Linked DNA regions of Mus musculus: all the other regions are linked to region 3. A link is a contact called in ENCODE Hi-C or POLR2A ChIA-PET data. All regions are on one chromosome and are shown on one strand. The core of a region is the stretch at or near the end of the contact, and the rest is flanking DNA. Distances in the headings are between cores, read along the strand shown.

Region 1 (3,288 bases), core at 45-2,544, 270 kb after region 3:
AGACTACCTTGGCTAAGCTTTGATGGTTTACCTGGCCTCTGTCTGACGCAGCTCTTCTCCAGGATCCCTGAGTCTTTGCTCACCCCGGGGCGGGACTCACCACAGTGGTACTCAAAAGCTCGCACAGATTTCTGCCACTCAGTGGGGAACAAGTTGGCAAGCCCTGGGCCCATAATTTTCGAGGCTGAACAGTCCAGCTCCAGAAAAGTCACATGGAAGGTGGGAAGGTCATTACAGGGATAGTAACTGCACAGCAAACTCCCTGCCCAGGAAACCCGGGCCAGGTGGCAGGTGCCCTAGTGTTTCCCACGCAGGAAACTGAGGCTTGGGGCAGGAAGGGCTCAGCCAGTGGCTCTCTCTGAACCAGCCCCACTGGGAACTGGCCCAAACCCCTCTCCTGCCACTCCTGGGTCCACACATTGCTGAGTCAGGGCCTAGCTTCAGGGCTAGGGGTATGGGTACACCCCATCTCCTGGCACAAGAAGGGTCCCCCATACACCTCAGGTCACGAACCCAACCTAGGCCTGAGCATGGATCACAGCACAAGCTACTGCCTCTGGAAGAGGGCAGACAAGGGCATCTGGGCCTGGAAGAGCTCTGCATCCAACAGGCTTCAGTCCTCATCCTTTATGTAAAACAGTCTAAGGGAGGCCAGGCCCCAGGACAAAGGCATCCTCCAGCATCCTCAGGACGGCCCTTCAGAGAGACCTTGGCTAGACTGGTGAGGGCTGGCTCCTTCCTGTAGGCTCTAAGGACCGTGGCAACCAGCGGCTGGAGCCCAGAGGCCTGACTCCATCACCTCAAAGCATGAGGGGAGGGGCCTCTTCTGCAGACAGGAGCTGGCCCTCCACTGGCCCAAGGTCACCACAGCCCCTGTTTCCAGCTGTCTCAAGAACTGGCCAGGGGCTGGCCAAGTTTGCTATTCCAGAATTTTTTTTTTAAGTTGCGAAGGTTAGAAAGGACTCCGGTGCACCCGCGTGCACCCATCGACCCTCGCCATCCCACGCCCTGCCCCTCCCCGTGTGGTAGCACCTGGCCGGCTGCGGCTTACCTGCAGGCCCTTGGAGAAGGGGCAGAGGAGCACTAGGTGCACCAAGCGCCGCAGCCGCCGCATGATGGGCTCCGGCCCCGGCTGCGGAACCCCGCGGCTGGCTCGGCCTCAGCCCCAGCCCGGCCAGGCCCGCAGCGGCCGCCGCTCGCTCTCCATGCGGGCCGCTCGTCCTCGGCTCGCGTTAAAGGCAAGGCGCGTGCCTTTCTGAGCAAGGACCGCGACGCACGCGCGGGGAGACGGCCTGGAGGAGGGGCGTGCACGCGCGGGAAGATGGACAGAGGGGCGTGCGCGCGCGTGTGGAGACAAACGGAAGGGGCGTGCACGCGCGTGGGAGGACTGGCGCGCGGCCCCGCGGCTAGTCTAGCTCTCCCGCTGGGGACCTACGCCACCCCCCACCCCCCCACCCCCAACCTCCCGAGAGCTCCGGGACCCGCTACGGCAACCCTGTGTGAGCATGAAACACCGGGGCAGGCTGGCGCTGAGGACCTGTAAGGTCCCCGCCTGCGCTTGCGCATTTCTTCCACCTTTTCAAGGGTAAAAGACGTTGATGGATCTGCCCCCATCCCTCCCCAGTATGCAGGTGAGGCTAGTCAGTCCTGAGGCCACCACCTCTGGCACCGAGAGTCTTCAGCCCTTGTTGCACCGGGGCATAGGGAAGGACCCACAGCCCACGCGGTCAGCAACTACTCCTGAGAACCAGTTTCTTCTGATTTCTGCCCATGGACAGACACGCCCCTCTCCTGTGACTCCCATTTAGGGTGATTAGGAAAGCAGCAGCTGACCTTAGTTAGAGGCTTATTGAACTTAGCAGACAATGGCCAGAATGCACCGTCCACCATGCGCATCAGCTGCCCTCAATCCTCACCCACACCTTTCTTAGGGGTTCTATAGCGATGTCATATGCATTCCCAGGGAATACGCCTTCCCCTGTGCCCCAGTGCTGTCCATATATATATGCCTTGCAAAATGATAAAAGACAGCTTTAGTTTAAGGATGTTAATTGCTTCGCAATTAGTGAACCAGGCCAACCTTCTCTTCATAAAAGTGGAGCGAGAGTCCCATGAGCCCAGCTGAAGGGTTTGGATTTATAAGCTAGAAAGGCTGAAGAGAACTAGAGCCAGGAGCAGGTCACAAAACAAATGGAAAATAGCATCAAGTCTGTGTCCCAGAAACCAAGAAGCAGAAGCAGAAAGACCAGCCTGGCCTATGTTTCAAATTCCAGACTAGCCAGAAGCCCAAAGGGAGACCCTGCCTCAAGGAAGGAAAGAAGGAAGGAAGGGAGAGAGGCTGGAAGAAAGGGATGGAAGGAGGGAGGAAGAGAGGAAAGAAGAAAGGAAAGAAAGGAGAGAGGGAGGGAAGGAGGGAGGGAGAAAAGAAGGAAGGAGAAAAAAGAAGGGAAACATGGGATTGTTTCATTATCGCACCAATTATAAACGAGCTGCTTAAGCAGTTTGACTATTTTATTATGTCTTCAATCTTGATTTTGCAGGTCAGATAAACAATGTAGTTTAAGTGTGGTGACGGGAAGGCTGAAAAAAATGACTCAGCAGCTGAAAGCACTTATTGTGAAAACATAAAGATTGAAATTCAAATTTCAGCATCCATGTAGCAGATCGAGCATCCTGCGCACACCTGTAACCCAGGTTACAGGTTGAGTGGAGCCGTTGTAGGATGGTTGCTAGGACTTGCTGGTTCACAGCCTAGCTGAGAAAGCAGCCTGAGGTTCAGGAAGAGACCCTGCCTCAAAGGAAAAGGTGGACAGTGATCGAAGAAAGCACCCAGCACCCACCTCTGCCTTCCATGTGCACACATGATGCACCTCCATTCCCCACGCATGACTCCCCTCCCCTCCCCGACACACACACACACACACACACACACACACACACACAAATAATCAAATCTTTTCATAAGAGAAAACATGAAGCTTGGTGTCACGGACTTGCGGAATGAGTAATTATTTTTATTTTTCAGTCTGGTCTTCTGGGAGTACAATGGCCATCTGTAAGGTCTATAACACATGTGTGTATACATGTTTGTGTGTGTATGCATATATGTGTGTGTGTGGAAGCCAAAGGTCTGTCAGGTTTTTACTCTCTCCACTTTACTTTTTATAAGATTTTGTTTTATTTTTGTTTTTAAGGTTTTTTTTAAAGATTTATTTATTTGTATGCACATCAATGTGTATGTGTTTGTGTGTGTGTGTGTGTGTGTGTGTGTGTGTGTGTGTGTGTGTA
Region 2 (3,686 bases), core at 857-3,356, 410 kb after region 3:
GGGCGTGTCCTTTTCATTGTGCTCAGTCTCAGCTAAGGACTGGAGAGGGCACCAGGATGCCAGTGAAGTGATACTTGAAAAGAGGCCAAGCGTGGGACATCAGTGTCCACGGGGCAGAGGGGCCAGGACCTGCAAGCTTTGAGCTTGTCCTAGACCCACTGGCCTGGGACACCCTGGGTCCTATACAGCTCCCTCCCCAGAGTACCTCCTCTTCCCTGGACCCCTTCTAGAGCAGGGTACATTCAACTGGCTCTCCTTCTCATTTTTCCTGTGTCCTAAGGCAGAACAGAAGATTCTCATGGATGGCCAGTACACTGTGAGACAATTTGTGACCATTATTGGGATGGGGCCTTCCTATCTGCTGCAGTATGGGGACCTCCCAAGCAGGGGACTTCTTCCTTGTTGGAAGACATTTGGTTGAAGTGGGGGCTGCTGAGTTTTGAGGAGTGGGGTGACCTCTGGGGTCCCCCACCAAAGCTGCAGTCTGCACTTCAGCAAGTCATTCAAAGAATTCACTGAAAGCGGGTTTCCTAGGGGGCCCTGGAAGAATGCAGCCAAGATCTGTGTCACTTTGTCTGCCCAGCAGCCAGTGTGGCTCTGCCCCAGTGGGTAGCTGGACATAGGCTTCATCAGCACATCTTCAGTGCCACCAACTGGAAACGATAGCCACTGGGGTGGTGGCAGGTGACCAGCCGCTAGGAGGGTCTTGAGGGGTTTGGTGAAGCTGAGAGTTTTGAGGTTTCCCTTGCAGTCAGTGGCAGGGGCTTCCCAATTCTGGGTCCCTCACTAAGAACCCTGCCCCCTTCCTAGGAGTTTTGTTTCAGCCAAACTCCCCTATTGTGTGTGCCTTTGCCCTCCCGCGTCCCCTCCCCCCCCAACCCCGAGATCAGATAACCAAAGAGATGAGGCAGTTTGGGATACAGGAAACTTCTCACATTCCCAGGGAGCCTCTGCTACTCTGTCTTGCCTGTGACTGTTCTCTGAACCAAGGCTGTTCCACTGTGGGTGTCAGGAATTAAGCACTACAGAATCTGGAATGTATATGCAGAGCCTGCTAAGCCTCTGTCTTCCCATCTGTAAAATGGGCCTAGCCCACCTCCAGGACTGTAGTAAGAGTCTAGTGAGGTGAAGCTTCTGGCATCCAAGGGCCCAGTTTAGCCAGGTAGGAGCATGTCTTCTCTTTTGAACTTTGATGGGCGGGGGTGGGGGGGTGGGGTGGGGGGGAGCAGGGGGGACAGAGTCGTCTCTGGATAGCTCCCTCTCACCATCTTCACATTTATTTGGGGGAAGCAGCGATGGACAGGTGCTTTGTTGTAGATCTCAGTTTGGGGCCTCTGGCTTCATCTCTCTCTGGACAAAGCTTTTCCCTCTGCTTAGTGGGAGCAGCTTCAGGGCCAGGGCTAAGTTCCAGAGTGGCCTGCCGTTGTCCACTGTGGCTATTTCTAGCCTTCCTTGGTACTGCTGCACACACAGAGGTTTGTCCGCATGAGTCCCAGGGACCACTCAGAGTGGCTGGCAGGCATTGTGGAGTGGAATGTGGGAAGACACATTCCCAGCCTTGTTTGCAGCTTGGGACTGTCTGTGTTTTGGGATGATCAAGCAGGAAACTGTCCCTAGTGGAGGCAGGAGCTTAAGCAGGTGTTTTTCACACCCTAGCAGTGACCCCTGCTTCCTGGTGACCCTAGTTTGCTGGATGGTGCTTTCACCAATGGTGGAAGGGGCACACTGGGTGGAGTCTCCCACCCCTGCTCCCGTGGGTCACCACTTCCCACAGACCAACTTCAGGAAATTGTTTAATGCCACCCCCACCCCCAGGAGCCTTTTTGCCCCCCTCAGAGGGGCCTTCACCGGCAGCAGCCTGGAGGGGAGTATTGTTTTCCCTATAGTGGGAAAAGGTGGCTTCCCTAGAGGGCAGGTTCCAACTTCAACTGTCTCCCACACAAAGGGCTTCCCTGAGCCAGGCCAGGAAGCCTGCGCTTTTCCTGAGCTTCCTTTTTCAGCGTATTTTAAACCACCCAAGGATGCAACTGTGGGGAAAGATTTGAAGACAAAAGAGCTGAGTGTGCTGGGAGTGGTTCTTTGAGCTGGAAAGCTGGACACTGGCTTCAATCCTGGCCAGCCCTGCAGCCACCTGTCCACATGCTACACCTGCCCTAGTGTGACCCATGTTCCTCCTCTGACCACTGCTTTCCCAGTCTGACCAGCAGTTGATGTTTGGTCCAGGGGTGTCTACTTTCCACAGTGCTGGCTGTCTTCTCAGCTTCCTGCCGCTGTGGGAGCCAGGGTCCCTAAGGCTGGGAGGAGAATACAGTTCGGTTATTCCTGCCTGCCTTCCCTGCTGGCGCAGGTGAGGCACTGATGCTGGCTGTAAGCAGCAGTGTTGCTGTGCCCTCTAGGAACGATGCTGGCAGATACCCACGTGCTTGTGCACATCTATCCACAGTGAGGCAGGAAACTGGGTTGAAGAGGGCTATTCTCACCCAATGTTCTAAATGACCTTCAGGCAAGTGTTTGGATCCAGGCAGGTTTAGTAGGAGAGCGAGGCACTTGATGCTCTTTGCCTTGAGTTGTGTGGGGAAGAGCAGGGATGGAACTGTAGTCTGTAGGGGTCCCCTGTCTCTTGGGCTTGAATCAACTGTTCTGAACCAGGGAGGATACCAGGGAGTCACTCAGCCTGCTGTAAGCACCTTCCTTCATCGAGGCACCAGAATTTAGGGGGCTTGGGCTAGTCTCTGCTCAGGTTCCAGGGCCAAGGTCCCAGAACCTCTCTCCTGCCCCCCTCCCCAAGCCTTTGCCCTGGATGGGGCTGGGTTTGTTGACCCTGTGAAAATCCTACAAGGTGGGCTTTGAGTGAGAGGTAGCCCTGGTTTTGGACCCATTGTGTGAAGGTTGGGTGGCAGGCAGCAAGCTTTACTGTATTTTTACTGAAAAGAACAAAATCAGGCTGGGGTAGGGATCTGCATGGAACCATCCCTTGGGTACAAGAGAATGGTCACCACTTGTTGAGTGGGAGCTTGCAGAACAAGGGCTTCAGCTATACTTGGGTGGCTGCAGACACAGGTAGAGCAGACTAAAGAAGGCAAGGGGCTCCCTCCACCACCATCACTCTCAGTGGTGCTGGGGACCTGAGGTATGCAGTCATGCACTGAGCCACCCTCTGCCTCTGGGCCCTAGGAGCTCAGATGCCTCAGTGCAGGCCCCTGGTCCCAGAGAAGAATAAGCAAGAGCCTTGATGCTCAGATAGGGGCCTGTGGTGCCTCCAGTCCTCAGATGGGGGCTTTAACCTGTGCAATGAGTCCATTTCTTGAGGGAGGGACTGTACTTTTGTGACTCAAACCTAGCCATGCTCAGAGTGAGAGTCCCTCAGCACCTTGCATCTGCTGGTGCCTGCTGCAAGGGCCTCTCTTCAACATCCCCCCTCGAGACAGACAGGCAGGCAGACAGACAGGCACACTCACAGAGAGAGAGAGAGAGAGATCTTTCTTGCAAAACTGAGGTGCCAAACTGAGAGTTCCATCTCACCATGTAGCAGTTAAAGCAGTGGAGCTGGGAGGGTCCTACAAGACGTGTCCCTTCTGAAAGTGCTTTCTCTCACAAGGTCTTCTGGCCCCTGGGTTCTGGGAAGCCAATGAAGGGGCTCCAGTGTTGACAACCCACCCTACCCCCTCCTCACCCCAGCTATCTCA
Region 3 (3,492 bases), core at 557-3,056:
TCTCTCATGTGGCTGGAGGATCTTCAAGTAGACACTAGCATCATCCCACAGCCAAGAAAACTGTGACCTGAAACCTGGCCAACCAAACCCACAGTGTGGCCGAGTCACCTAAGCCACTGTGCTCAGGGCAGGGAATACTACATTGATGGGAAGAGGGAGTAAGGGGGAGATGGGAGAGTGAGGCCTAGGCTGGCACTTCATCACACATGTCCACCACATACAGGCATACATATACACACCATTCACACCTGCACACATGCGTGAGAGACTCAGAGATGCAAAGACAGTGTTGGCAATAGAGACACCAAAAGACGCCGAGGGATTCCAACAGCTCCAAGTCCTTAGAGTGGCTGGGTAACCTCTCCCAGGAGTTGTCCATCACAAAGCAGCGCATGTGAGGAGCACAGTAACACCAAGAGGCCTGACACCCATGGAGGGAACAGTGGGACGGCCCCTCCTTATATAGCTTTGGGTTCCTGGCATCTAGTAAATCCGTGACATAAAATAAATGGATGAAGAATCCGCTAGTACTGCAAGCTATATGACTGCAGCACCTGTACCTTTGATGCCACCTATTTTTGCCATCCTACTTAGAGCTATCATGCCTGCATCTTAGAAGGACTGGCCTTGGGCTTGGAAAGGCTGAGGTGTCTTGCTCAGAAGCGAAGATCTTAGAAACCGGGAGCTCAGACCCCATTGCCCCTCAGTACCAGGCTCACGGCTGACATACAGAAACCATGGTTCTCGGGCAGGTATGTGCATTCAGCCTGTCACTCCTGACTACCATCAGCATGCCTCATCCATGGTTGTAGTCCTGGGTCTATAAGGAACATAGGCTGGTCACCAGGTGACCCAGCACCTACAATAGCCAAAAAGAACATAGCACTGGAATGTGTAGCTAGGGGCAAGTCACTGCCCCAGTGAGGGAGTTTTCCAGCAGTGATGCCAAAGCAGTGTTAACTGTTGGAAGAGCTTGTAAGTGCCCTGGAGAAAGCTTAGCCACCTAGTGAAAGACAGTGTTTTATTGTTTAGTCAATTCTGTCGTTCACATTTAAAAGCGAAACTTCTCCTTTAAAGGGCACCATTGTCTTTCCTCTGCTTGCGTGGCCAGGGCCAGAGCTCCCTGGAGATACTGCTTGGGGATTTAGTGTTCTAGAAATTCAGAGTCACAAGTGATGTAAGTTGTGTGTCACCTTTTTTCATGAACTTCTGAGTTGCTGGGTCACACCCAAAAAACTACCGGGCAGGCTCTTCTTTGGGCTTGCCTTTCCCTTCATTTCCTCATAAGTAGCTTTAACGCCATCTGCAAGTAGTTTCTTATTCCTAAGGGCTCATCACCATTGAGATTCATTGCTACCGCATGTAATCTAAGATCCACGCCATACTCAGGTCTCTAGTTGTGGCCCACGTCTTTTTATACCTGATTGCGTTTTGCTCTGTGTGGCGGGAGTGGCAATAGGATGCTGGGCATCCCCTGCAGGCGGGGTTCTGACCTTCAGTCCAGCAGTAGGGAAAGAGCTATAGTAGCCCAGGTCTGCCCGGCCCTGAGGGCTTCAAGCTCGGTGGGAGCCCAGCCCTCTCAGGTTACAGGCTCCATTTTCAGAGAAACGCCTCCAGATTGAGGAGTAGCCGGCCCGTCAGGCATGGCTAATTGAGCTCCGAGAGGAAAGCAGCTGCTAGCGGATTTACACTGTGGCTTCCGGGGCTGGCTGGCTGGTTTGCTAACCTGGAGTTTAGATTACGGCTAATCCTTGGGGGTGGCTTCCGGTGCTCCAGGCTGCGTCTGCGCATAAGATACTTCCGGCGGGGTCACGCCGCTCTACTGGTGGTACCTGCGTGTACGGAGCTTCCGGCGGGGCTCCACCGCGGGAGCTTCCTATTCTGGTCCCAGCCTTGGTTGGCAGCATGGCTTCTCTCCTGGCCAAGGATACCTATCTTCAGGACTTGGCCAAGAAGATCTGCGCGCAGCCTGGCCCTGAACGACAGAGGAGCACATGGGGTAAGGCATCCGGCTCGAGCAGCTTTTGGGAGCAGACGCCGTCAGTAAGGAGCCCGCTGTCCTAGGTCGGGGCCGGACCCCCCGCAAGGGATATGAGTTCGAGCGGGTGGGTACTCGCGGGGACAGCAAAAGCTTGAGCTCTGGGCCCTGAAGGAGTGGGAGGCAGTTAGGAAATTACCAGACTCGAACGGAAAGAAAATCGGGCTTGCTACTACAAGTGTGAAGAGTTTTCTTACTGGCGTGTGTGTTTTTCAGCCCTTGTCTGTGAATGTGTTTCTTGTGTTGAAAGAACGCACACTCCATTCTTGGCTGTTTAGTTTAAAGCGCTAACATTTCCTTATCTTTGGAAGTGGAAGCAAGTCTTAAATCATAAAATGTTAATTGCGTCTGGGCCTGGTTGGTAGGGAGGCTGAGGAGAAAGACCTCGAGGTCAAGACCCGCCTGCCTGTCAGGACTACAGGATGTGATCACCTCTGCATGAGCAACTTCAGGAAACTCTCCGAAAGTAAAAGGAGCGGGTGGAGATATGGCTCAGTGGTTAAGAGCACTTGCTACTTTTGCATAGGACCCAGATTTGGTTCCCAGCAGCTACATGGCAGCTGACACCAGCCCCTAATTCCAGTTCTAGGGACTCATTAACACTCTTCTGGCTCTCAGTGGCACCAGGGATGGTCTTGATGCACAGACATACTTACAAACAGCACTCATAAAAGTAAACGAGTCTGGGAGGCACAGGTGGGAGGTGGTCTGCAAGCCTTTTAACACCAGCACTTGGCAAACAAGCAAGAAAGATTACTGTGAATTCCAGATGGCCAGGACTGCATACTGAGACCCCTTTTATTTGTTTGCTTGTTTGGAGACAGGGTTTCTCAGTGTAGCCTTGGCTATCCTGGAACTTGCTCTGTAGACCAGGCTGGCCTTGAATTCAGATTCACCTGTTTCTGCCTCCCAGGTGTGCCACCACCGCCTGGCTTAAGATCATGTGTTAAAAACAAACAAACAAACGGAGCTGGAGAGAGGGTGCAATAGTTCTGTGTATCTACAGCTCTTAGGAGAGGACCAGATTGTTCCCATCAGCCACCCTCATTTATGGTGCACATGATTAAAATGTAATAAATTTACCAAAAGAAAAAGGAGGTTTGGAAGTATGATTTAGTGTTGGAGTACTTGCCTAATGTGTGTGAGAGCTGTTGTGTGGTATCATGTAGGAAGACACATGAGTACCTGCTCAGCCAGGACACACATGCTGCACGTGAGCACAATGAAGCATTTGGTCTGGAGCCCATTTAGAATGATGGTGGCCTGTAAACATGGGTTTAGGTTTCCCCAAGTCCCATTTTCCAAGGGAAAATATTCCTTGAAGTAGTTTCTTGAAGTTTGACAGAACGAAGAAAGTCAAAGCAGGTTTAAAATACATTAGAGTGTATACCAGGTCATATAGCAAAATGACAGCTTTCTTTAGGACTAGATGCTGATGGCAGTTCCTCCCGTCC

What was found. A loop is a pair of places that touch in the nucleus more often than their neighbours do. ChIA-PET counts read pairs that join two places held with the same protein, here RNA polymerase II (POLR2A).
Region 1: POLR2A ChIA-PET joins it to region 3 with 11 read pairs in Patski. The contact joins the promoter of Dipk1b here to the promoter of Surf6 in region 3. POLR2A ChIA-PET finds 5 or more read pairs at or near these places in 4 of 5 experiments (Patski and embryonic stem cell).
Region 2: a loop to region 3 is called in a map of T-helper 1 cell, with 2.9 times the contacts of the local background. The contact joins the enhancer-like site here to the promoter of Surf6 in region 3. A Hi-C loop is called at or near these places in 3 of 37 maps with a recorded cell type or tissue (T-helper 1 cell, T-helper 17 cell and regulatory T cell). POLR2A ChIA-PET finds 5 or more read pairs at or near these places in 2 of 5 experiments (both embryonic stem cell).

What each region holds. Positions count from the first base shown.
Region 1 is chr2:26,626,463-26,629,750 of GRCm38, reverse strand. Dipk1b (divergent protein kinase domain 1B) reads right to left here and starts at 1,294. Exons shown (of 5, transcript NM_019833.3): 1 at 1,052-1,294. The coding sequence starts at 1,114.
Region 2 is chr2:26,489,176-26,492,861 of GRCm38, reverse strand. The region is part of intron 2 of Notch1 (notch 1); the gene reads left to right. Among named protein-coding and RNA genes, the nearest start is that of Notch1, 13 kb to the left of the region's middle. Within about 2 kb of position 2,106, at least 1 of the 3 ENCODE cell types and tissues checked has a DNase peak (open chromatin) inside an H3K27ac peak, as active enhancers do.
Region 3 is chr2:26,901,201-26,904,692 of GRCm38, reverse strand. Surf6 (surfeit gene 6) reads left to right here and starts at 1,806. Exons shown (of 5, transcript NM_009298.4): 1 at 1,806-1,999. The coding sequence starts at 1,906.